3 separate regions of the Homo sapiens genome follow, and all the other regions are linked to region 3. A link is a contact called in ENCODE Hi-C or POLR2A ChIA-PET data. All regions are on one chromosome and are shown on one strand. Each heading gives the region's core, a stretch centred on a gene start or an enhancer-like site at or near the end of the contact. The rest is flanking DNA. Distances are from core to core; before and after follow the strand shown.

Region 1 (2,700 bases), core at 105-2,604, 180 kb before region 3:
TTGTATTTTTAGTAGAGATGGGGTGTCACCGTGTTAGCCAGGATGGTCTCAATCTCCTGACCTTGCGATCCACCCGCCTCGGCCTCCCAAAGTGCTGGGATTACAGGCGAGAGCCACCGCGCCAGGCCTTAAAAAATTTTTAAAAGAAAAAAGAACAAGAGTGGTTTGAAGCTGAATACTTTTTTTGCCTAGCCTCACTCTGACTCCTGCCGATGCTGGCTCCACATCTTCTCATCCCCTCAGCCAGGTGAGCCTCACATTTGTCATGTATGTCAAGTTCCTTTCACTTGAGAAATTTCTACAATCTGTTCTCCACTCTTGCAAATGTTTAAAGTAAAGCATTTTAAAGTATTTATGCTTTCCGTTTATTCTGGCTTAACAGAGGTTTTGTATTAAAATTAGAGATATGATTTGAGACTCTATATAAATAAAATTGGAATCTTTCCACGTAGACAAAGGGGAAACTAAGAATGTCTATGGAGTGAACAACATAAATCCATGAGCAAGGAGGTTGGGGTCTCACAAACAGGAACAGAACTGTGAAGGAGCTTCATATAAACATCTTCACATACTTACGAAGGTGAACCAAGAGGCAACTTGGCTTCTCTTCTTTTCAAAAAAAAAAAAAAAGTTTCTAAAAAATGGAGTTGTTTATAGTCATTCAAAACTCCATATCCATAAAACAGGATAAGGAATGTCTCAACACTGTAGATAAAAGTCATTTGGAGAGAGAACACTCCCTTTAATCCAAGGAATGCGTGCTGATTAGATGACGAGGGTGAACGAAGGCAGTACAACACCTATTATTAATAATAATAAAATGACTTTGAACTTCTCCAGTCCCTTTCATCTAGGAATTTCAATTTGTTATTAAACCTCACTTTTACTTTATCACCCCTTGTAAGGCAATAAAACTGTAATACTTAGAATTTCTACATTCTCTTGTAGTTTTAAATACTTTATCATCATTCATTTGTTGTTCAAGGCTATAACTTACTGAGTAAGCTAGGGTAATTACCCCATTTTATACAGATAGGGAAACTGAGATATAACAACTTCTTGCCGAGACCACACAGTGAGGCTGCTGCAGAGCCAGAATCAAGGCTAATACTTGAATTCGTGCAGGGCTTCTCGGTGGGAAAACTAAATCAGTTCCCACGCTTCCTCCTGAACAGCTATCTTAAGACACAGGTAGCCTTAAAATAAGGAACTTCAGAATTTTAAAAATTAACTTAGAAGAAGTAGAATAATGTTAAATATTCTGCACACTTCAAACTTAGAAGGACTAAAGAAAGGCTAACTGACAACTCATAATAGAACAGGAAGAGAAAAAGAGGAAGTGGGTGATAAACATTCACTGCTTTTCCAAAGATTCACCCCTAACTTTCACAATGGGTAATTGAAGATGCTAAATAACAACATATAACTTGTACTTTATGTATACATTGATATTATCTGATTGCAGCTCAAATTGCCTTTTAAACCCATTCTTCTCTCCCCACCCACCAGGCACTGGGAAGAGGCTGGCAATATCTTGAACATACTACCTTTCAAATCCTTCCTTAAGTGACAATGACAGCAACATTAGTGACAACTCTTGGATGGTACGGAGCATTTTTAGCCCTTAGAACCTACTCATTTGAAGTTAGTGAACTTCTGAAGAATAATTGCCTTAAATATCATATTTTAAAATTCAAATGTTATACTGAAAAAAAGCAAATACTTTATCAGGCATTTGTGGTCACTTGACCTTTTCCAAACCTAGAATGTTAGCCTTATTAAAATCCACAGCTTTTCTGCCTCTTTCCATTGCGAAAGGGAGGAGGGAAAGACCTAACCCTTAGACAAGTATTTTATTTAACTTCAGAGGCCACTGAAGTATTTTATTTCCTTTGTGAACTTTCCAAGTGCCTTCTGCCCTAGGCAACAAGCAAAGGGTGAATGTAAGGAGTGGTGAAACCAAAAGTGGCTTGGCTGCTCCAGTCAAAAAATAAAAATCAACAACATGTCCAACAGTTGAGATAAATACCCTCCAAACTTGCATCTTGTACATGAAACTGGGTCAGATCAGGCCAGGCCAGGTCATTGTCCCCAGCGGTAGTTATCGATGGAAAACAATGCCACAGGCAAAGAACCCTGGACCAGGGAGATCCCCCTACCTCCCATATCCCCATACCCTAAAGACAGATCATGCATGTACTTTGGCCATGTATAGAAAAACAAAAATAAATAAACCACCCCTTGATTACTAATCTCAAACTTCAGGCAATGTGTGAATGAGATGACTGAGAATACGTGCCGAACTCTGCATTCCTCAACAGAAACCTAGCACCATGTGTATTTCTATCAATTTAATACATTAGATTACACTTAATACAGAAGGCAGACTCTGTTTTTCTGTAAAGTAGAATTGCTACATTTCTACTCTTCCGTTAGCCCACCCTGCAAAACAGCAACAACAATTTAAAAAAAAAAATGCTCCTCTAGACCTTTCATTTTGTTTTCCAGAAATATTGCCAATTTTGCCAAGTTAAAGCCAAGATTCACCACTGCCGATTCCACCCCCAACCCTGCCAAAATCTGAGAAAAACAATAGTTTCAGACATGACAAACACATTGCAAAAAGAGTCAGAACAACAAGTTATGGAAACAGGAAATTATTTAAAACCTTGAATAAAATATCCTTGAAGCACTTAAAAC
Region 2 (2,769 bases), core at 232-2,731, 210 kb before region 3:
ACAAATAAAAAGATGCAAAACTAAAGACTCACGCCTATAATCCCAACACTTTGGGAGGCCAAGGTGGGCAGATCACTTGAGATCAGGAGCTTGAGACCAGCCTGGCCAACATGGTGAAACCCTGTCTCCACAAAAAATACAAAAATTAGCGAGGCATGGTGGCAGGCAGCTACTTGGGAGGCTGAGGCAGGAGAATCACTTGAACCTGGGAGGTGGAGATTGCAGTGAGCTGAGATGGCACACCACCGCACTCCAGCCTGTGTGACAGAGTGAGACACTGTCTCAAAAAAAAAAAAAAAAAAAAACCTAAATGAAGATGCAAGTCACAGAGTCATGTAAATCACTAATAGAAGCAGAATATAAATTCTATATTTAAATGTGTTTCCCAAGTCATATTTCTAAGGACAGTAACACACCATGCCCCTGAGAATTACAGCATACCTTTTTTTTCCATTGTTCATACACTAATTCATACTTCTGAAACTCAGATATTCAGATAACAAATAACCAAGTGTTGGAAGGAAAGTTACAAATTATAGTCATATGTCACAGTCCAAGCAAATGGCAGCCAAATTTCCCTGTATAAATTGCAGAATTCTCTTATGATTTCACAAGATGTATTGAAAAGAAAAACACTAAAAATTCATTTTTTACTCAGCTAATATAGTATATGGGTAAAGGGTTCATGTTTAAACTGTTACAGATGAGTGAGTTTTTCCAGAAATGCAATTTTAACAAAGCATAATGCCACTGAGATATTAAAACTAAATTTAAATTTCTTAATATTAGGTTAACACCCTCAGAGCAAATCATGCTAACATCAGATGGTTTAAATAATGTCACTTAGCTAGCAACAAGAAAACACATTTCAAAAGAAGACAATGGAAGAATAGAGCTAGTCAAAGGAATCTTTAGAAACAAAAATGACTTTTAATTAGTAGACCTATAAACTAATACTAAAGAAGTTTTCATGTGGGTGTTTTAGATGATTTTGTTGTGATGGCTATTACTGTTAATTATCAGTGAATTTGAAGTTATCACTTCGAGAGTGAGACACCACAGCGAGCCCATGCTTTTCAGGTCAGACTGTTAGATTTTATTGCTGAGAATGCATACAATACTCAAGGTCAAAACTGTGTTTGTTTTAAAAGTGACAATTAATTATTGCTAATCTTCATCAGCCTTAGAACATTTTTACTTAAGAGAACACTCAGAGTGAAATGCTGACGGGAACCAGCTCAAAGACAAGGTAGAGCTAAAAATCTGCAGCCTGGGGTTTCCCTAAAAGAGAAGCAGGTAAACAAGCCAGTTTTGCCTTCAGCCAGTTCAAGGATAATGATTTGTAGGTAGGTGAAGTTTCAGACTTTCTTTTCACCCCCACCCTCTATCCTGACCCTCCTCCCTGACACAACAAAATCCCAAGTACCTAATTTTTCAGCCTCTTAAAGAACTCCAGTAGCTCCTACCTAAATGCTACGTGTATTCTGATCATTCAAGGATGTGGGTTTTGTCATTTGCATATGGTTTTGCCCTGATCTCAAGTTCAAAAAAATAAAGCGTATTTTGCCGCAGCCTGATGTAGAAACTCTAAACGTTCCCAGAATAAAAATAAACTTGTTCTGGCAAGGCCATTTGGGGATTATTAGTTGGCATCTTTTGACTGTAGTCAGAAATAAGCAAGCATCCATTTGTAGCAATCCTTATAACATTATCTCTGTTTGGATTGTTATTATGCTTATAAGTGCTTTTGGAATCCATGCTAGTTTTTTTTTTTTTTTTAAGAGATCTAGGGTCTCTTTTTACTTACTTTTTTTTATCAAGGAAATCAAAATTTCAAAAGCAATATATTTCCATAGACTACATGAGAGACATGAAAAAAATTCAAGTATAAGTCCTGTGAAATATATTTGTGATCAGTGGAATTAGACCTCTTCCTAGTGTTCTAGTGACTATCAAAACAGATGTGTGATATCTGTGTCTGTCAGGTACCTTTTTAAAACCTTACATGGTTGGCTTGTCCTTGCTCAGCTCAGAGTCATTTAAAAAATACTTTGAGAGCTAGCCATGAGAATTACAAATCATTTTTCAAAGGTATGTACAGCTCTGCAAATTACAATGAGTTTACAGGTGCAGTCTTATTCTGTGTAACCTAGAGATGAAAGAGTTATCAAGGACACTGATGCTCATTGCTGCATCGATGAAATCTTCATGAATTCAAAAATTGTAGCAATAATCTCTTTTATGGAAATAGATCTATGAGGTTGTCAAGCAGATGGTATCTGATTTCCTTCTAAGTGAGGAGGGCCCTGTAAAGTAGTATAAAGGTTCCAAAAGCAGTGATCAGTAGGAGCAGAAAACAGGCAAAGATCTTCACCCGCTTGGTGACCTGCTGGAACTCAGAGTAATAAAATGTGTCAGACACTCTGCTAGTCACTTTCTCATACATTGGCTCACTGAAAGCACACAGCCACCTAATAAGACACCATTTTTTCCCCTCTAATTTAAAGCTAAGGATGCTTCAATACAGAAAGATTAAGGGACTTGACCAAGATCACCAAGCTCACAAAGGTCATAACAAAAAGGAACTAAGAAGGAAAAGCTGCTTACCACGAATGTCTCTCTCTCTCTCTCTCTCTCTCACACACACACACACACACACACACACACACACACACACACACACACACATCATATACAATTAGCATGTTAGCAGGGCTCAAAGTCTGATTATCAGCCCATTCTTTCCATCTGCATGCACTTTTCAGCCCG
Region 3 (2,887 bases), core at 350-2,849:
GAGAATGGTGGTTTATATGAACTTTTCAAGAAACTCAAGAGAAACAAAATGCCACCACTGTCCACGTCAAAGGATCTGGTGAGGATCCTGGGAGAAAAATGTCAAGAGATTCTAAGGCTTTCAGTAGCACAATATTTTCAAAGTGCTTCAGAAGTTATTTCAATCTGCTGCATTGCTAAAGGGGAACAGAGCCTGAAAAGCCAGTATAATTTTGAAGGCTGTTCAAGGACTATGTCAGCAACATTCTTACCCTGCATAAGACTTATACATCTTAAGACAGAAGATTTGTCTAGGGTATCCACAATCTGATTACATATTTCTCACGAGAACTACCCCAAAGTGCAAGCCCTTTGTGTTGTTCTACCTGAGATGACATGACTTCAGCCTCAAAATACCCAGGCTGAACTGTTTCTGGAGCAATGAGATGTTGTTAATGAATATCAACACTTCCCAGATCCTTTAAAAATGCTAATATCAAAATATTTTACAAGAGTGAATTTCAAACTGTGTTCATGTTTTTCACAGCACGGCACCTGTTTGAAATGGTACAGTTTGAACATCTATAAAACATGAGATGGAAGATACCAAGGTGGCTTGAGAGTTTTTAAACTATATATATATTTTTTTTTTTTGAGACAGAGTCTTGCTCTTGTTGCTCAGGCTGGAGTGTAATGGCGCGATCTCGGCTCACTGCAACCTCCGCCTCCCAAGTTCAAGCAATTCTCCTGCCTCAGCCTCCCGAGTAGCTGGGGTTACAGGCACCTGCCACCACGCCCAGCTAATTTTTTGTGTTTTTAGTAGAGATTCGGTTTCACAATGTTGGCCAGGCTGGTCTTGAACTCCTGACCTCAGGTGATCCACCCACCTCAGCCTCCCAAAGTGCTGGGATTACAGGAGTGAGCCACTGTGCCCAGTCAAGAACTATATTCTTGAGAGCAAAATAGAGTATATTATACTTAGAATGGAACTATGTAAACCTTTACACATCTGTATTTTCAAAACAAGAACCCAGAGCTGTTCAAGTGATAAACAAAATCATCAGGTGGCTTGTTTAGAGTTTCAAAACAGACCCTTCTATTCCTGCTGTTTCTCCCTCTGGTTTCATTAAATATAAAACAAATGAAAATGACCAGTTCAATAGGGATATCTGACAGAATTTGGGGAGAAACATTTCATTAGCTTTCTATGAAGTCCAATACCTGTAATTTTATGTATCAGGACTCTCTGATTTGAAGTCCCTACAGAAATGCTTTATTCTTAGTCCATTTAGCTGCCCTTAAAATGTTTATTTTTTCTCTTTCTCTCTCTCTCTCTCTCTCTCTCTCACAGGAACATCCAAACTGTGTTGTCACAGTGTATAAAACAGAGGCATATTCCTTTCAGGTTATACTATACCCTGACTCCTTGATGAAATGATTTGATGTGGTTCACAAATCAGAATCAGACAGAATGAAATCATTACACCTTATATAGCTTAAAAACAAAAAAGCCAGACATAAAGTGGACAGGAAATCAGTCATAATGAAAAACTATTTCAAGTCACACATTTGCTGATTTAGTGTCTATTTGCTGAGCATTTGTATCACTATGTGCTAGGTGCTGCTGGGTCTGTGACAATGAACAGGAAAGGCTGTGTGGCAACTCAACACGAAAGCCAGCTGAGCCTCCTAGTAACCAAAACAAAAAGAGAAACATCACACAGTTTCAAAAGGGAGGTTACTGGCTTATCAAGAGAGAAAAAAAATGTCTTGGTAAGAAGCTACGGAGAAACATAAGGAATAGGTCAATGTGTAGATAAGAGATACTAATCATAATATTAACATATAGATATTTATGTACCTATGTAAGACTTTCTCTTCCACTAAAACAGATGAAGTAATTTATAATCTTTTGAATTAAGCAATCAATAGAATAATATCTGCAGAAACTCTTATCTTTCTGGACTGTTTAAAGGTACAAATCTAGAACCAAAGTCGCATATGTGATTTAAAACAAGCAGAAAATACATATTGGCAAAGGGCTTTCTTACATGAGGTATTACTGCTCTAGAAAATTGTCTACATTAATTTATAACTGTAAAAGGATCTCTGGCAATTACATTTATCCTATTCTCTTATTTTTCAGGTGTCTTTTGGGGATACATGTTATAAATCTTTTTTATTTCTCTATATAACCCTTCTTTCTTTTGGGTAACCTGATAGTAATAACTAAGCCACAGGTGAAAGGTTTCTCAAGGTGTGGCTATTGTGTTCTCTTGACTAACTTCTACCTGCACTGTTTCCTTTTTACAGGGTGGCTCTTATGTGACTAATCTAGGCCACAATATATTATTTTTTTTAAGTTAGGTAAAAGTAAATGTCTCCAGACCTTTAACTATATAGTACTTTATTTGCTAAATTATGCAAATCAATATACCCTAAATCAAATACATACCTCCTCTAAAGAGAGTTCCCCTTGGTTTTGAAACTCACTTTAACAAGCTATCAATCAGAGGCTGATATTTAGAGGTAGCATAACTGATTGGTAGCAGTGGGATTTCTGGCCATTTTTAGTGATAACCACCGAAATACATGAGCAGGGTTTTTAAACCCTAGGAAGGAAAAAGCCTGACCAAAAACCCTGACAGATATATAATGCCATGATAGAAATGCTACTCATTATGTCATACCTAATAATCCACATGTACCTCATTACTCAGCTGTTTGTGTTACACCCTGTTGCCAAAGGAAGCTCCCTGCTTCTCCTCCTGATCCAGCAATTAATATGCATATCAGGCACAGTGGCCAGACTTCTACGGAGAAAGAGGAGGCAGGCAAGAGATCCATAGTCATAAAGACCTAGGCGAGTAATATTCTCAGCATTATTCAGGAATGTTTAGTTGCTTGCT

Evidence for each region. Hi-C counts contacts between places; a loop is a spot of excess contacts on that map. ChIA-PET counts read pairs that join two places held with the same protein, here RNA polymerase II (POLR2A). Pooled maps may share reads with other maps.
Region 1: a map of natural killer cell shows a loop between it and region 3 (2.9-fold over the local background). The contact joins two enhancer-like sites. A Hi-C loop is called at or near these places in 3 of 168 maps with a recorded cell type or tissue (Calu3, GM12878 and natural killer cell), 34 of 37 single-sample maps with no recorded cell type and 13 of 50 pooled maps. POLR2A ChIA-PET finds 5 or more read pairs at or near these places in 3 of 52 experiments (AG04450, GM12878 and PC-9).
Region 2: a pooled map shows a loop between it and region 3 (4-fold over the local background). The contact joins two enhancer-like sites. A Hi-C loop is called at or near these places in 1 of 37 single-sample maps with no recorded cell type and 9 of 50 pooled maps. POLR2A ChIA-PET finds 5 or more read pairs at or near these places in 1 of 52 experiments (WTC11).

The regions. Positions count from the first base shown.
Region 1 is chr5:107,293,002-107,295,701 of GRCh38, forward strand. No RefSeq gene overlaps it. Among named protein-coding and RNA genes, the nearest start is that of LINC01950, 280 kb to the left of the region's middle. Within about 2 kb of position 1,355, at least 2 of the 41 ENCODE cell types and tissues checked have a DNase peak (open chromatin) inside an H3K27ac peak, as active enhancers do.
Region 2 is chr5:107,262,315-107,265,083 of GRCh38, forward strand. No RefSeq gene overlaps it. Among named protein-coding and RNA genes, the nearest start is that of LINC01950, 250 kb to the left of the region's middle. Within about 2 kb of position 1,482, at least 2 of the 41 ENCODE cell types and tissues checked have a DNase peak (open chromatin) inside an H3K27ac peak, as active enhancers do.
Region 3 is chr5:107,475,437-107,478,323 of GRCh38, forward strand. All of the region lies in intron 1 of EFNA5 (ephrin A5), which reads right to left. Among named protein-coding and RNA genes, the nearest start is that of EFNA5, 190 kb to the right of the region's middle. Within about 2 kb of position 1,600, at least 8 of the 41 ENCODE cell types and tissues checked have a DNase peak (open chromatin) inside an H3K27ac peak, as active enhancers do.